Linked DNA regions of Homo sapiens: region 2 is linked to region 1. A link is an interaction called in ENCODE POLR2A ChIA-PET data of the cell type or tissue named here. Cell type or tissue: A673. All regions are shown on one strand. Links, peaks and the distances in the headings refer to the core of each region. The heading gives the core; the rest is flanking DNA.

Region 1 (4,393 bases), core at 235-4,234:
CTGGGGTCACCGGGTACGGGTGAGTTTTCACTGTGACGGGGCTGGGAAACACCCCGGCCCAGCCATGTTCAGTCACTGGTCTCTCTGTGCGGTGGCTGGCCCTTGGTGTCCTCTCCCTGGGTCTTTGCCAGGCCTGCCCCTGCCACCTGCCCCGGTACAGACTTCCAGTTCCTGTGTTCTCAGACAGGATCAGCCCTGCCCCGCCCAGCCCAGACTAGGCGGATGCTGGGTGTATATAGGAAATCTTGCACAGCAGGAGTTCCAGGCACACTACCAGAAACCATGCAGTTTGGTCACCAAGCCCATAGGCCTAGACACCTTCTCTCCTGCTCTGCGGGGAACCCAAGGGGAAGTGCTCTCAGACAGCTGAGCTGCCACAGCAGAGCTGCCTGCTGTCACAGCCAGGCCCCACTGGCCATGTGCTGAAGCAAGCACTTTTTCCTTAAGATAAAGTCTCCTCCAGGCCCCCAAGGCTGACACCGGGCAGAGGCACACATTGTTAGGCCCAGTCATTGACAGACTTCATGGACAGAACTAACTGGGACACTCGCAATCGAACCAAAGCCAGTCCCTGGTTCTCTTTTGTGCTTCTGCTGGTGGGTCAGAGCTCTCAAGGCTCTGAGAGCTGCTTCCATGCCCCTCACCCCAAAACAATCATCAGTGTCCATCATGAGAGAGCACAGAAACGAGCCAGGAGGACCCTAGATCAAGTTGTACCTGGCCACTTTCTAGCTATCTCTGTTAGCTTAATTCTCTAAGCCTCAGCTTTCTATCTGTACAATGCGGACAATCATACCGCCTTTGCCTGATTGAAAGGCATTAGTGAGAACAACATGACACAATGGGGAAGAAAGTGCTTATCAAACAGAAAGGTGTGGTACATTTGTACTAGAATGTAAGCCCCTAGAAGGCAGGAACCTTGTATGACTCCTTCACTGCCCTACTCTCAGGGTCAAGGACAATGCCTGGCACATAGCAGGTGCTCAATAAATAGTTCTTGAATGAGCGAATTGGGTTATGACAGATTAGAGTAAAAATAATGATGATGATGATAATCCCTAACATTAATTGCATCTTGGCTATGTGCCACGCATAGTGCTTAGGGCTGTAATAGATAATCCCATCTAAGCTTTACAACAACCCAATAAATGGGGGTACTATTGTTATTCACATTCTGCAGATGAGTTAATGCGATTCAGAGAAGTCAGTGATTTTCCTAAGGCCACATAGCTAGCTGAATAGGTTGTGACCAAAGTGATATGAATTTGCAGATTCAGAGAGGCTCACCACCTAAAAATGGAACATAGGGGTGGCCCTAGTGCCTGAGAGGCAATGATGAGAGTCACTGAATTTTGATATCTTTCTCACTCTTCAAGAATCCAATATTAAAGTGCAGATGCAGCAGGGCATAATGGCTCATGCCTGTAATCCCAACACTTTGGGAGGCAAAGGCAGGAGGATGGCTTGCGCTCAGGAGTTTGAGACCAGCCCTGGCGACATAGTGAGACCCCATTTTTACAAAGAATGCAAAAATTAGCTGGGTGTGGTGGTGCACGCCTGTAGTCCCAGCTATTCGAGAGGCTGAAATGGGAGGATCACTTAAGGTTGAGAGATTGAGGCTGCAGGGAGCCTTGGTCACACCACTGCACTCCAGCCTGGATGACAAAGTGAGATCCTTTCTCTAAATAAATAAATAAATAAATAAATAATAATAAAGGTGCAGGTGCCTCTGGAAAAGTCAAATCTAAATTTCCAATGAGGAAATAATCTAGTTTATCTGTTTGCTTCCTAAGTGTGGAGAGTGGGGTTCTTTTGCAGGGATGGGATTTAGGGTGGGTAGGGGTTACACGTAACAGACACAGAGTTTGCTAGGGAGGGAGCTGAGAAGGCACTTAAGATGAATGTTGACTGTTTTTACTGAGAACTGGCCTAGGACTTCAGGAGGGCAAAAGGGTGTTTGGGCTCCCAAATCACCTTCATGGGACATCTGTCACCCAGCAGCCCAAGGGCCCTGGAAGGTAAAGAGCTGAGTGACAACAGTTGTTTGTCTCCGAGAGAGGTAGCAGTACAGAGACATTATCAAAGGGGGTTTTCTTTTATGTTTGCATATTTTATGATAAGCATGTATTTGCATATCACCTATGGAGTTAAAAGTATATTTAAATAAATGAAAAACTAGAAATGGGTGGAAGAAGGTTGAGAAAAGTCATGGGTTGGATTCTCCAAAGCAACACAGCTTCCAAGACCGTACAGCCTGCGCCAGGCTGCAGCTCTCCAGGGCTTGGCTGATTTACTGGAGATGAACTGCAGCCCCCAGCCTTCCCAGGGTATGACAGCCAATGAGCCTGATCCACAGCTGGGGGGGAAGTATTTGCCTTTGCAGTTGGCAGCATCTCCCTGCCTCCAAGCCTTCCTCATGAGAGACTCATTATGCAGTTTGGTCACATGCCCTATGCATTTTAATGAATGAGTCAGGGGACAGACTCAATTTGAAAGAGGAATCGCTGCTCTCGGCTGGGTGAAGGGCTCTCAAGGGATGCTCTTGCAGCTTGGATATTACAAGAAAAGGAAAGGAGGAAGCTCTTTCCATTTAGCAAGAAGGAAAGGAGGTCTGAAGAGGAAGGTCAAAAGGAAGGAAGGAGAGAAGGAAGGGAGGGAGGGAGGAAGGAGAGAGGGAAAATGGAAGGGACAGAAATAACTGCCTGGAGTTCAGAAAACAGTCCTTGAACAGATGCTGCCCACCAGGCACTCGTTTGCTCCTTTATCCTCCACTTATTTATTCCAAACATTTAGTGCTGTGTAAGTGCCAGGACCACACTAGGCATGGGAGTTATAAGACAAATGAGACAGAGTCCTTGTCCAAAAGGAGTTTGCAGGAAACCAAACCAGTTTGGTCATGTCAGAGTAACTACGGCAGGGGTCTAATTTGGGAGGTGGGATGAGCAAAAGGAGACGGCGTTCGCCTCCTCCCTGTGAGTACACCCATGGGAAGGCAGGGGATCCCTGGCTCCAGGGCCACCATTTCTTAAGCACTTCCCACCTGCCAGATGTAGGGGTGAGGACATCACAGTTAGTATCTCCCTGAATCCTCACAATCATCCCAGGAGGCAGATCCTGTTACTGTCACATTTTTTACAGATGAGGAAACTGAAGCAGAGAGAGCAGCTTGCCCAAGGTCACCCGGGGATTTGAACTCAGTTCTGTCTGACTCCAGCGTTCTTGGCAGCTCAGTTCTATGCTGTCAGCCAACCACTGGATGGGGAATGCTGGAGAAGGCCTTTCCCTTCCCAGGCTTCCTTCCAAGAACACTCTGAACCCCCAGGAGGAAGGGGTTGGTGTGGATCCAGATGGAGTCAGCGCCAACCAGCCTGGGAGCAGATCCGAAACCTCACTGAGTGGGGCTGTGTGTGGGACTGAGAGCCCAAGGGCGGGGGAGAGGAAGGAAGCTGAGCCTCACCGCGGTCAGTCGGGGGGGGGTGAGCTGTTCCCATCCTCCACACCACAAAACACAGGGCAGCAGATGCCTAGCAAATGGGCGTGTGAGAGCATGGTGGGCAGGCAGGCAGGCAATGTCACCAAATTACTCAACAAAGCCACCCTGGCTTTGAACTTTGAGCCAGACTCTGCTGGGACAGGGCATGGGGGTTGGGGTGGGGTGGCACTCACCACTGTGAAAAGGATGTCTGCCACCCCCCTGCCCCCAAGTGGGAGAACATAGCCTGGGGAGAAGCCAAGAAACTGGAAAGCCACCGCACACCCACATTCTCATGAATTTTTACAGCTGGAGAGAAAGAGCGATACACAAGCCCGGCAGGACTCTGGGGCCCTGGGCTTCATGCCGGGGAGGAAAGAAAGGCCACCTGCCATGAACCTGGACTGCACACAAAAACAGCCTTTACTGAGCGATTACTGTATGCCAGGACCGTCATACACGTGATCCCACAGAACCCTCACTGTCACTATCCCCATTATACTGAAGAAGAGATCTCGACTGATGTGCAGAGAGATTAATACCTTGCCACACTCACATGTTTTCCTGCTTTTGGTTTTCACAAGGAGAGATTTTTCCTAAACACCCCTCTTTATCTTCACTCTCACTGTCCACAATAATGGAATGACTGATCTGAATGGGTGACTTGGGAAGACTCTCTGGAATGATCAGCTCAGCCCCATCCTTCTCCCAGGCTCGGTCAGGAAGCTCATTTTGTTCTCACACTCAGCTGCAACCTCCATGCTAGCTTTAGTGGTAATTAAGGTGGTATGTTGGCTCCCTGCCATTCCTTTGTCTTCTTTCTCAATGTGTTCAGAACCTGGAGGCAGAGGAGGGACTCCGGTTTTTGGAAGACTCTTTGGAGATGTCAGCAACACTTAAGAGGATGCTGAGACTCTGGCC
Region 2 (4,393 bases), core at 200-4,199, 1.3 Mb after region 1:
GGTTCAGAGAGGAAATATGGACCCAATTTCCAGACTGGGTCCCATCATAAGGGCTGGCTCTGGGGTATAGCCCTGTCCCCCAGAAGCATGACCACCCAAGTCAGCATTCAGTTTACATGCTACCTTTCCTCTATGAGCAGAAAGCAGAATTGCATGTAACTACCTGGTTTTCTATAGAAGCATATAAAATTTCACACTTATGATAAATGCCCAGGACTAGGGTTTCATAAAACCATTTAGTGTATTAGAGTCTATTAACCAGACTGAAATCATGACCCTCGTTTAGCAGTTATAGACTGTGGCAGCACTTAATCCATATGGGTAGATTTTTATAACATTTATGATCTGAACCAGATCCCTTAATGCCTAAACTCATAACTATTGGCTTGAAATATGAGCATCTGGAAAGCACAACTGGCAGAGCCCCATGCAATGTTGTAGGAGAGAGCTCATGCTAACAAATTTCCTAAGGAAAGATCAATTTGGATGTAAAGGTATGCAGGAAATGGGAAGCTCAGTCCTGACAGTTCTGTAAGAGACTCTTGGTTACCTGTCCAATATCTGTTACCCCTGCTCCTTTCTACCAGGCTCCAGATTTTATTAAAATACCCACCCCCAATCTCTGCACACTCTATCTGATTCAGGAGAAGCTGGATTCACCTCCTTTGTCAGTGATTGGTTTAGGAACCCAGGTTTAAACAATGAGCACTTGTATTTTTCCCAGCAACTATTTTGTTCTAGGAATAAGCTCATGTCCTATATTGACTCAATCAAAACAAAAGCTAGAGCTAATATTCTATAACTAAGGAGAGATTTTTTTTTCTCTTCTGCAGACCTTAAACAAGAAAGCCTGTTTCCCTGTGCTAATGGAAGCCATAGTATGTCCATGCCAAAATCCACCTGAAAGAAAAGTGGTTACACATGTTCCAGGAAGGTCGGAGATTTTTTATCCCATCTGCAAGCTAAATACTTAGTCTGCCACAATTTATGGATGCTGCCAGAAGACACAAGACTCCTGGGTCAGAGACAATGGAATTTGTTACTCATGCCACTGCAAAGAACATGAGCATTAGCATATTTGCCTCTGGTCCCTGAGCCCAATTCCCACAGGGTGATGTGAAGCAGAACAGGTGATACCTGCGTATATACCAAGAATTCTGAACTTATATCTAGGGAACCTACATCTTTTAATACTGGGCAGTTAGCATGCCTGCCCTACAGTCCAGAGGGAGACAGATGTTCTTAAAAACATAGTCCGGAACAAAGACAGTCAGTGTTATGACTGTAGCTCACTTGCCTCTTGACTTTCTGTTACACAAGATAAGAAATATTCTTTTTGTTTAAGGTGGTTCGAGAAAAGATCTTTTTTTGACTCACAGCCAAACTATCATAACCAATAAAACAACCAATGGTCTGAATTCTATAGGGAACTTCAAGATTCTTAGCTTTTTAAAGAGAACTGATCTCAGCCACTAAGTAGGCCATTTCACCAAGTTGTGTTTATCTTTGAGAGGGAAAATTATCTCTGGTCTCTACCTGGATAATTTGATACCTCAATCAGCAATAGGAAATTGAAATCCAAAGGGTGATTTTCTCAGAAGGTGAAGGGTGGGGGCATCACTGTGATTTACCAATTTACAACTGTACAACCAAATCACATAAAATGCTGTATGAAGGCTTTAAATATTGGAATCTTTCTGAAAACAACACAACATTAGACATTGGGTCTTCTGCTGCGTCATGGCTATCACTCCATCAAGGAGTGTTTAAGGCATTCCTATCAGACTGCTGCTTGAGAAAATATATTTCTCTCTACCTAACCATGAAGCTGCATGTTAGAACTATTAAACCACAAGAATTTTCCTGAAACAGTATCTGTGAAGTTTAGCAGAGCAAGAAGTCTCTCCCGGTGCCATGGAAGGGAGGCCTTCTGGGAACTGGCTTATCACAGTAGGGACGAGAGCACCGCTTGCTCCACCCATGGTTCACATTCAAGAAGATCCTCAAATGTACACCCACAGGCACAGAGATATCAAATGCTAACACACTGGAAGGAAAAAGCCAGTCATCTTATGACAGTACACTTGTGCCTCATGACTGTGCCATACTATCTGTAAAGGCTTATAAATGGTTATTTTTGATAATCTGTCATTATTTTCTTAATACATAATAAAAAATGATTACATTTGTGGTGTGTGTGCATATAGGCCTGTTAAAAGCTCTCATTTGTTAAATATAAACAGTAAAAATATATTGTAATTATAAAATCTGTTTTAGAATTTATACATTTTTCCATACAATTAGAGCCTCAAAAATCAGAAAGGAAACTTGGCCCTCCTTTCTGTTGGACAGGCCCTGCCTTGTAACGGCAATATAAAACGTTCCGTAAGTTGTAGAAACTCTTGCATGTGTTACCTACTATTTAGCTTATCTGTCACTGAGGCTGCCTGAGGGGCATGAACACTCCTGGGCCTGGAGTGGCCCTTGAGAGCTGGGTGATGTCATTGTACTAGAAACCCTCACTTGGGTTTACCTGGGGCTCTGCATTTCAGAGGGCTTTTTCTGGGTATCTCACTTCTTTTCCATCCCCCAGGAACCTGTTTAAATAAAGAATCAGGGTCTAAATTCTTCTCTGGGGGAGGCTGGGCATTGCTCAGAAGTGGCATTTATTCTTCACAAAATGCCAAGATGAACCAGGGCGCCTCATTCTCTTCCCTTTGCCTTTCATGCTCCTAATATGCGACATTCTTCTAATGGTATTAATAATGCGTAGAAGCTGAGCTGCAAATTCAGGAAGTAAATGAGATGCACTGACATAAAAGCTCTGTTAAAAAGCATTCTTTCTACATGATGTTCATCCAGTAATTTTTAAAATCAGTTTTTAAGATTTGAAAGTAGCTAAGTCAGACCGCTCTGACTTCATGTGGGACAAACGATGTCGTTCCTATTAGAACTGATATGCTTCTCAAAGAATCTGTCTCTGCTTTTCTCGTCTAACCTAAAACCCCATTCTCTCTGCTAAGTTTTCCCAGAGATTACGGTTTACTCTGGCATTATATAAACTTCTAAAATAGCAAGGGAACGTGAAATGCCGATAGGATTTAACTCTGCAGTGGAGTTGCTTAGGGGAGGCGTCATCACAGTAGTGGAATTACTTCATTTGGAAAATATGCCTTATTTTGTGAAGCTTCTTTGTCGTCTAAGAAAGGAGGCAGAAGAAGAACGGCTGGGGTTCATCACAAATTAAGCAGCAGCCAGGGTTTAGCAAGATATTTTCAGTTAGATTTGGAAAAGGAAAAAAGTATCTAAAATGCTTGTTACGTAGAGCTTCGTATCGATAAGAACACTGAGGACATGGTTATGGGGAAGCTTCAACCTGGGAGGGCTGTGATACTAAACTGAAATTAACAGGACAGGCAATTGGCATAATTAAGAAGTGTGTAATGGTAGAGTGGAAAGAAAGATGGCTTAATAACCTCATCATGCCCTGGTTCTACTCTACCTGGCTATGTGAACTTAAGCCAGCCACTTGACCTCTCTAACCTCTATTTTCTCATGTGGATCCTAATATCTGTCTTTGGGGATTATCAGAAGAGAATAAAATGAAATGAATGTACATTACCTTTTAAAGAGATATGTACCATACAAATGTCAGCTCTCATTTGTTCTTTATAATGCATGGGAGAATTATAATATAGAGAGGGGTCTTTTCCCATGGAGGCCCTCCAATAGGCTCCTTGCCACTTGCCTGCCTGAGAGAGCTGGAGGACATTGTGTCTGGTGTCTGCAAATAGGCCCTCACCTATGAACATGCTGCTATTTGCTGTAGATACCAAAGGTTCACATTAGTAAGCCTTTACCTCCTTCCAGGGAGGGAAATGTATGACACTGGGTACTTACCCACTGAAATCTATACATTGTATCCAATTTGTAGATGCAAATATGAGCTTGGGGTAAATTTATGCCTTTAATACCCCGGGGCTTTTTTTTTTTAATCCCTGATGAAAGACATCGTTGTGCCTCCTTAAAACAAATGAAGTATCAAGGAAGTAACTATGGCTCTGAAGAAGTGGGAGCTCTAAACAGTGTCTCTCAAAAGTGCTTTGTCCTGGAAATGGCAAAGAAGTAACCTTAGAGTGCCTGCCTGCCACCTCTGCTCCAACCCTTAGAGCATGAAGTCTTACCTCCCTTCCTGACTGGCTTGAGGATGTTATGCAAAGTGATAGGAAGCTGTGAAGAGAGACTCGGTCTGCATATAGCGAAGCCAAAAAAACATCAAACCATTAAGATCAGCACTTCCCCTCCTATTGGACTTCAAATCAGAGCTCAGGAGCAGGTATCTGAACAAAATTATATTTTAAGTGATTGACATTTACATTAAAGTAGGTATAAG

The links. Peaks named below come from ENCODE experiments on the same cell type or tissue, not always from the same donor. Only the 100,000 strongest peaks of a DNase experiment are listed, where the experiment ranks them.
Region 2: POLR2A ChIA-PET joins it to region 1 with 6 read pairs; 2 of 35 experiments call an interaction of 5 or more read pairs at or near these places.

Annotation. Positions count from the first base shown.
Region 1 is chr16:53,090,086-53,094,478 of GRCh38, reverse strand. The region is part of intron 1 of CHD9 (chromodomain helicase DNA binding protein 9); the gene reads right to left. Among named protein-coding and RNA genes, the nearest start is that of CHD9, 37 kb to the right of the region's middle. RefSeq lists an enhancer at 2,455-3,140. In A673, for the core only: no CTCF peak of the experiment used is centred there; DNase peaks (open chromatin) are centred at 298, 2,398 and 3,388; H3K4me3 peaks cover 1,243 bases; H3K27ac peaks cover 3,908 bases.
Region 2 is chr16:51,833,074-51,837,466 of GRCh38, reverse strand. No RefSeq gene overlaps it. Among named protein-coding and RNA genes, the nearest start is that of LINC01571, 73 kb to the right of the region's middle. In A673, for the core only: no CTCF peak of the experiment used is centred there; no DNase peak of the experiment used is centred there.